Linked DNA regions of Homo sapiens: region 1 is linked to region 2. The links are chromatin loops, found by intact Hi-C in ENCODE. Cell type or tissue: mammary epithelial cell. All regions are shown on one strand.

Evidence for each region. Peaks named below come from ENCODE experiments on the same cell type or tissue, not always from the same donor. Only the 100,000 strongest peaks of a DNase experiment are listed, where the experiment ranks them.
Region 1: a loop joins it to region 2, with 6 times the contacts of the local background. A loop is called at or near these places in 2 of 110 quality-filtered maps.

What each region holds. Positions count from the first base shown.
Region 1 is chr10:112,659,313-112,667,312 of GRCh38, reverse strand. The region is part of intron 5 of VTI1A (vesicle transport through interaction with t-SNAREs 1A); the gene reads right to left. Among named protein-coding and RNA genes, the nearest start is that of MIR4295, 29 kb to the right of the region's middle. In mammary epithelial cell, no CTCF peak of the experiment used is centred here; a DNase peak (open chromatin) is centred at 3,602; H3K27ac peaks cover 1,078 bases.
Region 2 is chr10:112,580,465-112,588,464 of GRCh38, reverse strand. All of the region lies in intron 5 of VTI1A (vesicle transport through interaction with t-SNAREs 1A), which reads right to left. Among named protein-coding and RNA genes, the nearest start is that of MIR4295, 50 kb to the left of the region's middle. In mammary epithelial cell, no CTCF peak of the experiment used is centred here; a DNase peak (open chromatin) is centred at 3,224; H3K27ac peaks cover 598 bases.

The DNA.
Region 1 (8,000 bases), 79 kb before region 2:
CCTCTCTTATAATCTTGGCAATATCTGACTACCTTGTTCTACATCTCTCTCTCCTTTTCCCTCTTGCATTGTCTCTTTACTCATACCTATAACAACAATCATCTCTGGCTTATAAACATATAAGCATTCAAACAAGCATCTATTATAATAATAACAAGTAATTTAATGATGTTAGTAAGAAGTCACCATGGTAGTTATTTGGCTCATATATGCACACTGCTAGACTTTTTTTTTTAAAGGACACCCTAAAAATATAGAGCAGTAGTTAGGCCACATTGAGAGCTTTGGCTGTGAACTCACACTGCCTGACCCAAAATCCCAGTGCTGGCCCTTACTAGCTGTGTGGCTAACTTCACTGTGCCTCAGTTTATCCATAAATGGGTACAATAATAATAATAGTACTATATCATGAGATTGTTGTAAGAGTTCAATAAGGTAATTCAGTTACAATATTTAGCACAGTGACTAGCCTACAACAATAATAAGCATTTATTGAATGATAATTGATTGATATAAGAACATCACTGGACTACTATGATTTTGCCACTCTCCTATCTTAGTCTTGTTGTAGCCCATTTGAGCTAAAATCTTATTCACAGGATAAAATATCTGTCCTGCCTTTCTCACCAAGTTGATGTTATGATCCAATGAGGTAGCCTAAGTAAAAATGTTGTGGAAGCTATAGGGTACCATATAAAGGCATGTCATGATACAGTATGTAAGATTCAGAGCATTCAACAAAGAATCATTGAATCCCCACTGTGTGCCAGGTACAGGTGCCAGGGATATGGCCAGGAATCAACATCAAGTGTTTGCACTCATGGAGCTTCCATGCCAGCACTGAGGAACAAGCAGTTAAAGAAGTGTTACAGAAGAGTTACAGACAAGTGTTAACAGAAGAATTTGTGTTTCAAAGCACATCAGAAAAAGCACTGCATATTCCTTTCATGGCAGAAAATCCAACTCATAGAAAACAGTTACATACACTATCATAAATATATTTTTGACAGCATACAAATTCTTAACATTCTTTCCCAGTATAGTAGCTCCTCTTAGACTTATTCCAGCTCTTTATTATTAACCCCATACAATTTATCCTTAAGGTAAAATTGGGTAAGATATGTGGCTCCTAGTGGAAGCATCACAGCAGTGGAAGATGATATCAATAATGGAGAAGGAGGAAACAACTGAAGTTGAATTTTTTTCTTTTCTTGCACAACAATATTCAAATTTGTCATACTGTTATTACTATTCCATTGGATTTCTTTTATCAACATAATATAGCAATTATAATTCATTTTTTCACTTAAAACTTTTAATATATATGAGCACCATGAACACTGCAATTATTTCAGCAAAATACTATTTATATCAGATTTTCTCCTGTTCAGATTGATGGTATTATAACATGTAATCTAAAATGAAGAGGAAATACGTTATTACTATTGTGTCTGTGGCCAGTATCATATCCCCTGTAAGTATCTGTGGAAAGAATGAAGAAATAAAAGAATTAAATAAAGTATGCATAAAGTTTGCGACCTATTCTTGCTCTTAAAGCCCATCCAGTGTAGCATTGGAGAAGTCAACATCAGAAAGCAGGTAATAGATTCATCCTTCTATCAGGTTCGCCGAGGGGAAAACTCTACTCTGAGTGGACCTACAGTCTGCTACTGAAGGAATCAACAAACAGGAAGTAAAGATTTGGGTCTTTTCAGGAGTTATAAACCACTCCCACAATCTCCTTGCCTCCCTAGACATAGCTCAGCATCCCAAGTACTAACTCCATCTAGCAAGAGAAGAGATATTGGCAAGAGCGTATGCATCCCGGTCGTAACACCCAAATGTCATGCACTGTTGGAAACACAATTCTTTTTTCATTTCTAACTTGCTATCTTCCATTTTAATGCTCTAATATAGAAAATTTCAGGCCAAATATATCACAATGATTACTATTACGGAATGAAAAAAAATTCATGTGAATAAACTTATGTGGGCTTTTTTTTTTTTTCCCCCACTGTGGGGCCCACTCTTCTAGTTGAACCAAAACAAAACAAGACAACAAATTAGAGGGGATTTTTTAAATATAGACTATCTTGGGTTTAGCGATTATTTCATTAAATAATTAGAAACATCGTTAGGTTTATTTTTCTTGAATAATTTAACTGAAGATGTAAGCATTCACCAAAAACACCATAATAGAAAGAACACAAGCTCAGAGGCCTAAGCCAATGGCAGATGTGATATTTAAATTTTCAGTTCTTTAACTTCCATAGGGCCTTAAGAATGGAACAGCCATACTGCTGCTCTTGAAATAATTTGAGAAATCATAAATTTTATAAATATTATACTTGTTGACTGCGAGGGTCTTCTTGAGATTAAGAAACAATGGGAAGCATAACAAGGCAATGAAAACTGATGGTGTATGCTGGAATTCTCTATGTCAGTATGAGCATGATAAACGAATTCCTGGAAGGAAGAGCTCCTTCCTCTACTTCTCTCCTTTCCACAGTGGTCCTGGGAATCATCCTGGGAGTAGAGCTCTCAAACACATAAAATGAATTTTCATTTTTACAGTTACCCAGAATCAATCATATCCTTGATCCATAGCCCCTTTTTATAGAGAAACACACGTGCAAAAGGGTTTTTGGCTAACATTTCCTTTACTTTTCAATCTTTTGGAAGATATACACAATAGCCATTGAATACTTTCCTGCCTCATAAAGAAATTGAGAAAGAATCAGGTAACTTCAAATCTAGCAAGATACTTCCTAAAGGACTGGCCTGACATCATGAAAATAAGATTTAGTTTGAAGAGCTTATATCACTGAAAGCATCATGTCTCTCCACTCATAAAATAATAATACCATCTGAACAACAGTATAAGTCTAACATAGGACTAACATGAACTCTTTTTTTTAAAAAAAATTTATAAGACCTGTATTTCGGAGGTGAGCAGATCAAAATATTCTCTATAAGAAGTTAGGACTGACTGAAGCTCACATCATGTTATAAACTGGCTGAAAGGGAACGAGCCTCAAATCTAATTCACCAGGAAATGTCCCATTTGATACATTCAAAACATTTTTAAAAATTAGTCATTTGGAATATGCAGGACACTCTCCAGAAGACAGTGATTATTCCTCAGCACACCTATATTTATTTTTCTTTTCATAAACTTTGTTAAGAATGTGGTATCCAGCGAATTATTTTAAAAAGTGAAAACAGCAAGTTGGGTCTTTAAAGAACTAAGAGAAGGTAAGGTTATCTTCTGGTACTTGAAAACTTCACCAACAATTTTAGTAGCAGATAAAAGACATTCACAGTTACACAACTATTGTTTGCATATAAGGACTTTTGTGAAGTGCAGGAGTTCTGCAAAAGAGCTATGCTGAAGCGTGTGTTTTCATATATGTATTGCAGAACACCAACCAGATGAAAAACCTTGAAGTAATATTTCCTAACAATTTGGAGCACTGAATTTTGGACATGACTTGGGAACTTCTGGCCACGGAGTCTAATGAAGGTAGAAAACGTGCTGCTTCAGGAAGCAGAGGGATTGACACACAGCTTTCTCAGGAGGGATCTGATCATGGAGTGGTTGGGTCAGTCACTCTTTGGCATTTAGCATAGCTTCCTGGGCACTGACTCAGCTATCATGCCCTGAATAGCTAGGTTATCCTCTGTATTGATGTTACTCAGGCATGAAGAGCCTTTTGAATTTCTGATATCTGGAAAAATATCACAATGGAAAAGAGAGTTCTTTCAACATCTTTCATTATTTGACAACCTAAGACATGTGAGGAACTTCTGCTTCCAGTTACGATGTAGAAAGATGCCACAGAAAGATGCAAATTACCATTCCCATGGAAACAAGAAAAACCCAGACAAAATAATTACTAAACTTTTCTGGAGGAAGTAAGTAGATGCAAAGAAGCTCTGATGAATTCTAGAGAGAAACAAGTACTTTGTGTAGGAGCAAACAGTTGTGGCAACTTTGATACCAACTTCGATATAGGGCAAGTACCTGCTCTGAGAATGAGCCTGCCATAGATAGGATTTATAGGGATGAGAGAAATCAGTCAAACATTAAATGATGATGTAGGCTTACAAAACAGAACGGAATCTAGATGAACTCTAAACACAAAAACAAATTGCTTGGTCTGATATTTCTCCCCAAATCTTCAAATTTGCCAAATAAGAGGGAATAAAGAAGGAGCTCGTCAGTAAAGAGAAATCACATATTCCCACACATTCTTGTGTGCTTATATTTTAAGACGCCGTCAGAGTTGAGTCTAAAGGTGAACCCAAAAATATCTGCAACTGCAGATCAACCAACTCCAGCTCAAACATTGACAATATGTTTTGTTTGTTTGTTTGTTTGTTTGTTTGTAAGAAGAAGCATAAACACAGGTTGGGAGTGCACTAATCACGGATGAATCCAATCTTATTACAGCTTCAGCTCAGCACCAACTCAACTTTTGGGAGAATCGGCTCCTTCTATTATCTAAATACAAGACAGTGTCAAATGTTTTCGGAAAAAAACAAACCCAGGATGTTATATTTCAGATTCCCTTGTTCTTTTTTATACAGTGTGTGGAATACTATAAAATTGTGACATGCAAAAAAACAGGAAAAAAGAATAATCAAGAGACAATACAGTCTATATGAGTATCCCAATAGATCCTAGTCACTACAGTTAGCACATAAAGATTTTAGAACTATTATAATTGTGTTAAAGAATTTATAGGAAAAGGTAAACATAATCGGTGAAAATACGAGTTTATCAAGAAACAAATGGAAATTCTAAAAAGAAACCAAATAAAATTGTAGAATAAAAATATAACATTTGAAATTAATTCACTAGGTATACCACATAGAATATCCTTCGCTATAGAATAAAGGATCACTGAACATGAACATAGTTAATAGAAATTATCCAAACTGAAGGAGGAAAAAAAGTTAAAAAAATGAACATAGCATCAATAACTTGTGAGGTTATAACAAGTGGTCTTACATACATGTTATTAGACTCCCAGAAAAAGAGATTATTAGAGACAAAAAAACGGTATGAATAAATATCTGAAGAACTAACAGTCAAACTTTTCCAATCTGTATTTTTGTAAAAAGCCGATCCACAGATCAAAGAAGTTTAACAACCTCTGAGCAAGAGAAATAAATAAAAACCACACCTAGTCATGTCACAGTCCAATTTCTGAAAACTAAAGATAAATTTAAAATCTTGGCTGGGTGCAGTGGCTCATGCCTGTAATCCCAGCAGTTTGGGAGGCCAAGGCAGGTGGATCACCTGAGGTCAGGAGTTCAAGACCAGCCTGGTCAACATGGCGAAACACTGTATCTACTAAAAATGCAAAAATTAGCTGGGTGTGGTAGTGGGTGCTGTAGTCCCAGCTACTCTACTCAGGAGACTGAGGCAGGAGAATTACTTGAACCTGCGAGGTGGTGGTTGCAGTGAGTCGAGATTGTGCCACTGCACTCCAGCCTGGGTGACAGAGCTAGACTTCCTCTCAAAAAAAAAAAAAAAAAAAAACTTAACAGCAGAAAAAAAAGATACATTCAGGAGAACAATAATAAGAATGAAGCCTGAATTTTCATCAGAAACAATACAAACACACAATGGAACAACTTTCCAAGGTGCTAAAAGAAAAAATAAAAGGTCATTCTATTATTCCACGTCCAGCAATAATAGCCTTCAAAAATTAAGATGAAATAAAAATACTCTTTGATAACCAAAAAATATTACCCAGCAGAACTAAGCTGCAGGTAATGTTAAGGGAAATAATTCAGGCTGAAGGCAAATGACACTAGATGGAAACCTGAATGTACAAGAAAGAATGATGAACATCAGAAATGGTAAATCTGTGGATAAGTATAAAAGCAGGCCAGGTGCGTGGCTCATGCCTGTAATCTCAGCACTTTGGGAGGTTGAGGTGGGTGAATCACTTGAGGACAGGAGTTCTGGATCAGCCTGGCCAACATGGCAAAACCCTGTCTCTACTAAAAATACAAAAATTAGCCAGGTGATGGTATGTGCCTATAATCTCAGCACTTTAGGAGGCCGAGGAGGGCGGATCACTTGAGGTCAGAAGTTCGAGACCAACCTGGCCAACTTGGTGAAACCCCATCTCTAGCAAAAAGTACAAAAACTTAGCCGTGTGTGGTGGCACATGCCTGTAGTCCCAGCTACTTGGGAGGCTGAGGTGGGAGAATCACTTGAACCCAGGAGGCGGAGGTTGCAGTGAGGCAAGATCATGCCACTGCACTCCGGCCTGGGTGACAGACTGAGACCCTGTCTCAAAAATAAATAAATAAGTAAATAAAAATAAAAACATTTCTTTTTCTCTTATATTCTTTCAAAGTAACCGTTTAAAATAAAAATAGTGATAACATGCAGAAGTGAAATGTATGAAAACTAGCACAAAAGATGAAGAGGAGGTAAACAGAAGTATTCTGTTGACTGGCTCTTGAGTTTTATGTAAAGTAGCATATTTATTTAAGGTAGGCTGTAACAAATTAGGGATAAAAACCTTAATTTCTGAGTTTCTTTCTGCAATATTACACAGTACCCACTAGCCACATGGGGCTATTTAAATTTCAATTAATAAAATAAAATAAGACTTTAGTTCCTCAGTAGCACTATCCACATTTCAAGTGCTCAGTACCTACATGTGGTTAGCGGTCACTGTATTGGAGAATGCAGAAATACAACCAACTCTAAAATGATCTCCAAATTCCTTTGTCTTTAAGGCAAACTGAAAGAAATCAAGAAGTATTCACTTGGGGTTTAATTTAGGTAAAACATTCCCTTTCTCTGGGCCTCAGTTTCCTTAAATGTAAAATGAGACTCTTAGACTAGATGATCTTTAGTGCCACTTGGCTTTAAAATATTAGAACTTGGGCCGGGCATGGTGGCTCACGCCTGTAATCCCAGCACTTTGGGAGGCCGAGGAGGGCGGATCACAAGGTCAAGAGATCGAGATCATCCTGGCCAACAGGGTGAAACCCCTCTCTACTAGAAACACAAAAATTAGCTGGGCATGGTGGCGTGCGCCTGTAGTTCCAGCTACTCAGGAGGCTGAGGCAGGAGAATCGCTTGAACCTGGGAGGCAGAGGTTGCAGTGTGCCGAGATCATGCCACCGCACTCCAACCTGGGTGACAGAGCGAGACTCTGTCTCAAAAACAACAACAACAACAACAAATTAGAATTCAGTGACTCCAGAGAGCATATAAGAAAACTAGAGCACGGGGCCAAATAAGGCCCACAGATGTATTCCCATCCTGCCCCCAGAATAACGTTTTAAAAAACCCAAAACAATAGAAATTTAAATGCTTTTAAGCAGATCATATTGTTTCCATTTTGCCTAAGTCCCCAACATTAGACTGCTTCATACAGTAGCCTCCTTGGCCTCTGAGGACATTAGCATTTACTATGTACCATAAAATATTTACAGGCACTTGATGACATTATTTTAAAAAATTATACATTCATCTCAACTGAAGGTAAACTTAACATATTCTTAAAGAAATATAGCTAAAGACCATGCAGGGCCTATGCACGCGCGTGCGCGTGTGTGTGTGTGTGTCTGCGTGCGTGTATGTTTGTGTTTAAGCAATTATGTTTTAACACTACCTTCTCAGTAGCTGAGTATGTATTCTATTTTGCTTTAAGATGATCAAATCTATCATTAAGCAATTAAAAAAATCATCAGTGCTACTTTCATCAAAGTCATAGTAGCAGAACCTCCCCTTAGTTACCTGGTTTGCTGCAGATAATTAACAAACACTATTCCCAGAGCCCTCAGACATCAGTCAATGAAGCTGTGCTACCAGTAACGATGCTCTGGAATGAGCAGGTACTATGTAAATTGAGGTTGTTAAACAAAAGGAACCATGTTAATTACAGCTCCATTCAAAAATGAGAATGAATCCATTCTATCCTATAAAATGAGACTTGAGCAGCAGGAAGGACATCCCTTTTTCA
Region 2 (8,000 bases):
CTGAATGACTTCAAATATTCAACAAGTAGTACTTCCTACAAATATACTACTGTGAAGTGATACTCTGAAATTTATTATATTGACTACTTTTGTTACTGCCTTGCTTTAAAAATTAGGCATTTTAAGTTTTTATTTATTTATTGTTTCAAGAGAAAAAAAAACTTCATAATGGTATGGCCCAATTACAATTATTTTAGATTAGCTGGAAAAACAAACTATAGTTTATTGCTTTTTGCTCTAGGCCACTTAGATTTTCATTTATATATTTCTGTTGCCTGTCTACCTTTTTCTTTTCATAAAACTTAAGCTCAATGTAGAGAAGCTGAACACACAATTGAAGCTAAGTTCAAGTTAGAAGATACTGCACAAGCTCCTTTAAAAGCCCCATCAGGTTTTCTTTACACATTTTGCCATCTTAATCCACTTCATTTTTCCTTTATGACATCAGAGTAGCAGTGGTTTTTAATTTCATTTCAATGGGAAAGAAGTGGCATTTAAACCTTAATTTACTAAAACCAACAAAGCATAAGTTAAGGGTAAAAAAAAAAAACCACTTCTCTTGAATAAAGTACTGCATTAAGAATGTAAGAAGGCAGCAGAAGCACTTCAAACAGTCCAGGAATTTGGAGGGAGGGAGGAGAAGAAGGAAGTCTAAAAGTCATTTTCTCCCCTAATACTGAGGGGAAAAAACCTTTATGAAAATCTTACTAATTTTTTGTAATCTATTTTTATAATTCCAGTCTAATTCTTAGTTCTAATTGTATCTGTACATTTGCTAATTAATATTCAAATTATGGGAACAGGCATAGGTAATGTCATTACATTTAGTTGTCCAAGAAGTGCAACTTAAATAGTAGTAAATATTCAACATTTTCTGCAGAGGTACCTTTTGATATCAAATTTTAGAAATTCTGTTTAACATAGCCATTTGGTCTTCATCAAAGTTTATTATCTTTCTCTCCTTTTTGCTTCATTAATGTAAAGGAGTCCTTTTAATTTAATATTCTTTCCAATTACTTTCTCTTAGTCACAGTTTGACTTATTTTTTTATGCCAGCTTTTAATTTGGTATTGTTTAACTTTCCTTCTCCTATGTTATAAGCTCTTTGGGGCAAGAACATACAATATACACTTCTGAAGTTTTCCACAGTGACTAACTACTGCAACAGTAGGTACATGGCAAGTATTAAATTTGTGAAATGAATCTTTGGAAAACAATGTTTACTCAGAACATTTATAGAGCTACGAAACCTTGGGCATGTTTTTGGAAGTAGCACAAGCAGAAAAGTCATAATTTCCCACAAATTTTATTTAATTAAAACATTATTGCAGCAACAGATGTTGATCCCTGTAAAAGAAATATATATTCCATACATAGTGTCAGGGCCCAACTGAAACATACAAAACCCTACTCAGATCCTAAATGCAATGCCTAGGAAAGTCAAAGACAAACAAATGAAAATGTGAACTTACATATATAAATGAATAGTGCTAGAACAAGCTAAGTTTATGGATGTGGAATTTCTGAGTTTAAATTTCAAGGTCCATGAAAGAATGAAACATGTTTGCTGCTCAAAACCACTGGCCATTTTTAGACGACTAAATCACCAGTGGTTACCCTAAAACTAAGTGCTATAATAATAGGATGTGCAAAATGGAGATGTTGGAAATGAGAAATTCTGAATTTGTTTACTTTGGTCTTTTTTACCATGGCTATGAGAGTAACTGTTTTGACTTCCGACTTTGTTAACCACAATTGTTTCTAAGGAGATCGGCTAGAGGAGGCAGCGGGGTACACAGAGAGGCAGCAGGAACAAAGAAAGAAGAGGAAAGGATGAAGAGAGGACAAAAAGAGATAAGGAAGACTGAGAAAGTATTACTTGCTTTTGAGATTACAGGTCACATGCAATGTCAAAATTATCCTTTATTTTATCCAGTTGAAAAACTAGTGGGTCTCTGTTGAAAATAGGCTTTATACAGAGGATTGCAGGAAAACTAAGGAAAAAGGTTCTCTTTTGCACCTGTAATGTTCACTTATTCCTTCTCAGTTTTAACGAATCATTTAAAAACGCCCACTTCGCACCATAATTAGCTATTTTATTGGCACTATTAGCAGTGCTGAAAAACAACCCAAAGAAGGTTAGTTCTTATTTTAAAATGAAATGAGTTTACACGGATAATACAAAAGGTCCAGAATAAATAGCAACCAAGGAGGAGTACAGAGCTTCCTTGAATGCTTTTTTGGCTGCGAAAAAGAATGTTGCCACAAAAATCTGTTTTGCATCATCTCAATGCTTGAAACAAGAACACATAATTTAGAAGGAAAAAAAAAAAGCCACTCTTTATGCCACTTAGCCATAAAGAGCAAAGTCGTGTTAGAAATAGCTTCCCTGTGATATTTTGGTACATTTCTGGGTTTTTTCAGCAATCGACGTAATTATGTGGTTTGAGAGGGCAGTGTTTACCCATATTACCATTTATACACTGTATACAAACAGAGGACTTGACTCCAACAGTCTGATGAGCACATGGGTTTGCAGGCACATCCTTGACCTCTGAGGAAGCCCAAGTGGTTTTATCAGAAGTAACTGCAATCTTTAAGGCTAGATAATGTTGATTTCTGATTCAGCTTCTGTCTGTCCGAAACACCCAACACTTTTTATGCTAGAATGCTATATTACAGTTTTGGAATACTGTTTATGTACTCTATGTCAATATGCTAATTCTTTCCAAAGTTACCGACATGGTGCAAAGAGGCGGCGAGGGTGTATGTGACACAACCAAAAAAAAAAAAAAAAAAAAGAAATCCACAATCTTTTGTTGTTTCTCTGTACCACTTGATGCCAGAAATAAACTCCCATATCTTTCCCTGTGCCTTCTCTGCAAACTTTGGAATGATTTCTGGGAAGTAGAAAAGGAAACTTATGCCTATAAGAATATTCAAGCTTGGCAAATCATTGCATATGTTAGGATGACTCTAAATGCTAACTTTATTGTACAGAAAGTTCTTTCATGAAAATGACATTCTTTTTCAGTTAAGAATGTTCAGATGTCAAAACTGGTGCAAAAAAAAAGTAACAAGCTGTAATAGCTGTTCTGAGCAGCAAAAAGTACAAAATCATGTTTTAAATATCACACAACTGAATCTATTCAGTTGGCATCCTAAGTGGCATGCCTGTTTCATCAGGCTGATGGCCAAAGCCCTGCTGGAGTGATTCATAACAGTGGTGCACCTCGCCCATTCATGTCTCGTACTGTCTGCGACACTGTTTACACAAGTTAGGAGATGTGAATCGACATTTTGTAGCATACATTTTCTTCTGTGTGGCCCTTTATTAAAACTGGGATGGTTCCCAGTAGCATTATATATTCTACATAAGTTGATCCACCCTCAATTAAAGAAGCTAGTTTGTGTAATCCTTGTTATTAAAATGACTTCTGCAACAAAATGCAGATACTACTCCATGTTAAGATTCCAGAGTCTTCTGACTAATTTTCACAATTCTGTTTTCAAAAGCCTGTCAAATAACATTCTAAATACATCATGGTTATTTTACTTCAAAAGACTACAGATTTAAATGTACTATTTTGGTACCTGCCCCTCACTATCTCTCTCCATAGAGAGAATGTGAATATGCTATCCCAACTCACTGCATGTAAGGAGGCTATGGAACCTCCTGCGCCTACATTTCCTTCTCTGTTGAATGGGGACAATAATTCTATCTATACTCCACGGGTTGGTGCAAAGATTAAAGGAGGAAATGCTTATCAAGAGTCTAGTACAGTAGCTGGTCCATAAGACGCAGTCAATGTCTGATCTGAGAAGCTTAGTTTGTTGTCGGTCACAATTTGAATTGGGTCAGAAAACTAAGGCAAGCAAGTCAGCTGTGGAGGAAGCTGCTGCTTCCAATGGCGCATGCCTGTATGTTGGAAGCATACCTGACAGGCGAGCGATGCCCAGTAGTCAGCTCATCTTCTCTCCAGAAGTGAACCCACAATATATTACTTTGTGATACAAAAGTCATCTTGGCATGCTTGATCCTTTTCGTTGTGCTCTTACTCATTCCTCCTCTGAAGTATTTCTCAGTAGTGCCCTGAAAAATGGCTTGACTTCCAGAGTTCACAAGAAGGCAAGGAGAAAATATGTACCATAAATTCTGACTGTTAATTTCTGTTATCTATTCTGATGTCAAAGTTCTGCCTTAATTACAATGACTTGCAGGATGCTAGAATGTCCAGACTAGTAGCAAAACCACCCAAAATACTACCATAATAATACTACGGAGAGGAGGGGAATTAATGAAAAAGGATACATAAATCTATATCCCTTCTGAATCTGTTTACTTATGTGCTCTTTAAATACTATTGTAGATGCTAAACAAATGGTTTTCTTGAATACAGTGCATTTGCCCCTATGCCAATTAGATCTGAACTTTGACACAATGTGTTTTACATACAGGAGAAGAAAAGAGAACATTATATGTGACTGCCATATGACAAGGCAACTTTGGGTATTCTGGGAGAAAAAAGCTGTTTTGGCAGTAAGAGAAAGTGCTGGCAATGTGCACCAACGTAACTCGTCTGTCACTTTAAGAGCTGAAATAGGAAAACCTGTACCATTTTTGTACTTTTGTTCATTCTTTTCAACTCATTCTAAGTTGCCCCCTGGGAGTTAGCCTTCCACCAAAAGTCTCTTTCAGTACACAACTAGCTCTCTCTATTAAGCGTACCCACCCCTGCTCTGCTATAACACTGCTTCCTTTGTACTTGCCTGGTGAACTGACCAGCCATACAGTACAATGGCCACAATTACTAAATTACACTGCCTGTCACTGCCTTTTGTATCACACCTCTAACAGGTGCCATTACCATGATAGGCAAATTGTAATAATCCATTCACAGCACCCACAGCCTTAATAATGTATTTTTTTATTTTACATAATCTGTGTGTGAATACCACAAGGCATTTGAATAGTTAGTAAATACATAGGACTGAAAGACGGAACTGCATGGAATGCAGCCACAAACAAAGGCGCTTAGGACAACAGACCTGAATGCAACCGCATTCCTGATAAAGCGGATATACACACAAACATATCCAACAGAGAAATGGCCTTCAGATTTGAGGGTTTTCTAAAATCAAACTTAGGGACCTGAGAAAATGAAAAAGAAGACATTACCAAACCGAAGTTGTTATCCGGGCTTAAAACTACATATGGTGTCTAGGTGAGTAAAGCCATACAAATCCTCTGCTGTTATTATCAGCACCCAGGGCCAGAAGGCACAAGAGAATCATGAAAGTACGAGTTGAGCTCCAAGAACTCTGCTCTTGATCATCGCTTATCCTTTTATCGCTCCCCTTTCCTTTCTTTATCTCTATAAGATGCCCACATGCATATAAGACATGAAACATGAAACCACTTAAACGATTTGGGAAGAGTTTACAGAACTGCTCTAGTATTGAATACATGTATCAGCAAACGTGCCTCCCTTCCTGGGCATCATGGTCAGTGGTAAAGCTGGGCAGGTCACTGATGGAGATTTAGAGGGTCTTATTTTCTTGGAGGTTTTTTACAGCCAAGAGATACTTACTGGTGTTCTTCAAAGCTGGTGCACAGTGGTGGTCTCCAGGTGGCTGACCTCACAGAGGAGTTATATTTACAATATAATAATATTTATACGTTAAAAAAGTGACTAAAAACACGTTTAAGTTAAAAGGCACTAATCAAGTATAAGATGGCATCACTATTATAGATTAATAATTTAGAACACTTCAAGTTTAAGTATTGCCTTGTTAGGTCATAACAAATTTAACAAGGTAAGCGTTTTGGAGTTTCCTCTCTACCAAAGTCATTCTTGGACCACAAGTCTTTAAAATCACTACTTTTCTACCACCTAAAAGGCACAGCCATGCCCTCAAAGGTTTCCACTAGCTATGTCACCATGAGATCTGGAGAAGGGCTCACAAGCAAGATGACCAGAGATGGTTCCACAATTTCCATACTTAACAGCGACCTTGGGGGCTGCTGGGGTGGAAGGAATGTACTTGGCATGTGAGGAGAACATATATTTGGGGGAACAAGAGGTGAATTCTATGGATTGAATGTCTTTGCCCACTAAAATTCATAGATTGAAACCCTAATCCCCAATGTAATATATCTGGAGAATGCACACTGGGGAGGTCATGAGGTCATGGGATCGAGGTCTGCATGATGGATTAGTGCCCGCATAAGAAGAGACAGGAGAGAGTGTCCTTCTCTCTCTTTCTAACTCCACGACAGAGCAAGAAGACAGCCATCTGCAAGCCAGGAAGAGAGTCCTCACCAGAATTCCACCATGCTGGCACCCTGATCTCAGACTTCCAGCCTCTAGAACTGGAGAAATAAATTTCTGTTGTTTAAGCCACCCAGCCTGTGGTATTCTGTTATGGTAGCCTGAGCTGACTAAGACAGAAATTAGCATCAAGACAGAAAGGTGTGTCAAGGAGGTAAGTCAGAGATATTGCCGTGAAGTTGCATTTGCACATCAAACATGTTATTTTTACTTAGATGTTATAGTAAAGATATTCCAATTGTAGTTTAGAGCATTTTGCCTATTAAGTTTCTTCTTTCCACATATTAGGTTGTGATACTATCAACCTAAAGTGCCTTTCAGGGGAGGTGCTAATAGAGATTATGGAGGTGGCTAGTGTCCTCCCTCTTCAATTTGCCCCTTAAATTCTGCCATTGATGAAGACGCATCAGGAAGTGCTATTTGCTAACAGGAATGCTGTCGCTGATCTATAGATCTCTATAAACATAAATGGAAATTCCAGTGTCTATATCTGCATCATCATCATCATAATCAATCATCATCATCATAATTTATCAAGAGCTTACTATTAATATATACCTTGCATTGTATAAGGATTTCACATTATCACATCTAATTTGTCTACCAAACCCACAAGGTAGGTACTTCTGTTATCTCAATCTTGCAGATTAGAAAAGTGAGGCTGAAAGCCTAAGTAACTTACACAAGGTGATTTTTATGAGTCCCAATAAAAATCAGACCACATACTCAAATTGGTAATTTAAGCAGACCTTGTAACAGAGATAATTTAAAAGGCGTGGGAAACCACAAGGCCTGGCACACTAACCTGGGGCAAGTAACAGTGGACAAGTTATCACCCCTAGGCTTGAATATGGGAAGGGAGGGAGGAGTTATCAGGACTCTGAAAGAAAGGGCTATGCAGAGAGAATGATGCAGCCAGCCCACTGCAATCCCAGAGGAAGAGAACCAAGTGAATTCATACCTGGACTACACTCTCCTCCCTGTGTTCCATCTTCTGCCAGAGCTCCCACGGGGTGACCTAACTGGAACCCAGAAGGCATGCGGAGCCCACTGGTGTGATCCATAGAGTTGATCTTCCTAGGAACTATGCAGGGTGCATGTGGGAAATGCAAACTTATATTTAGCATGATCATATGGTGTATAAATGCTAGTAGGTCTTGGGTTCAGATCCAAATCTATTGCTATGGACTATCAGGCTATATACACTGCCCTCTAAGAAGACATGTACATTCGTAATTCCAGTACGTAGTTATTCCTAAATATTCTATATTCAAAATCTTGAAATTCTCAAAATCTCCATTTAGTCAACCAGACTCCCACATTCCTTCTTTCCCTTCTTGGTTCTCTATGCACACTGTGAAATGTCAATCACCTGATGCCCCCCTTTTCCTCCTATCTGTCACCCTGATTTGGCCTTTCACTGCCTCCCCATCTGGCCTGCCTCCCACAGTTAGCCATTTCAACTTTGCACTCCCTACTACCCTACAGTCACTCCCTCTTTGTTCTCCTGTCACTCCTAGTCTGCTAGTTCTCAAAAGGCATCAACTTTCCACTGTTCACTTTCTTGGCTTCCATTCTTGGTCTGCCAAGCAATCCTGGGGAGAACTGTGAAACCATGTTATTGAGCCCAATACACATTAATGCTTCCTAACCTCAGCTGGGCCTTTG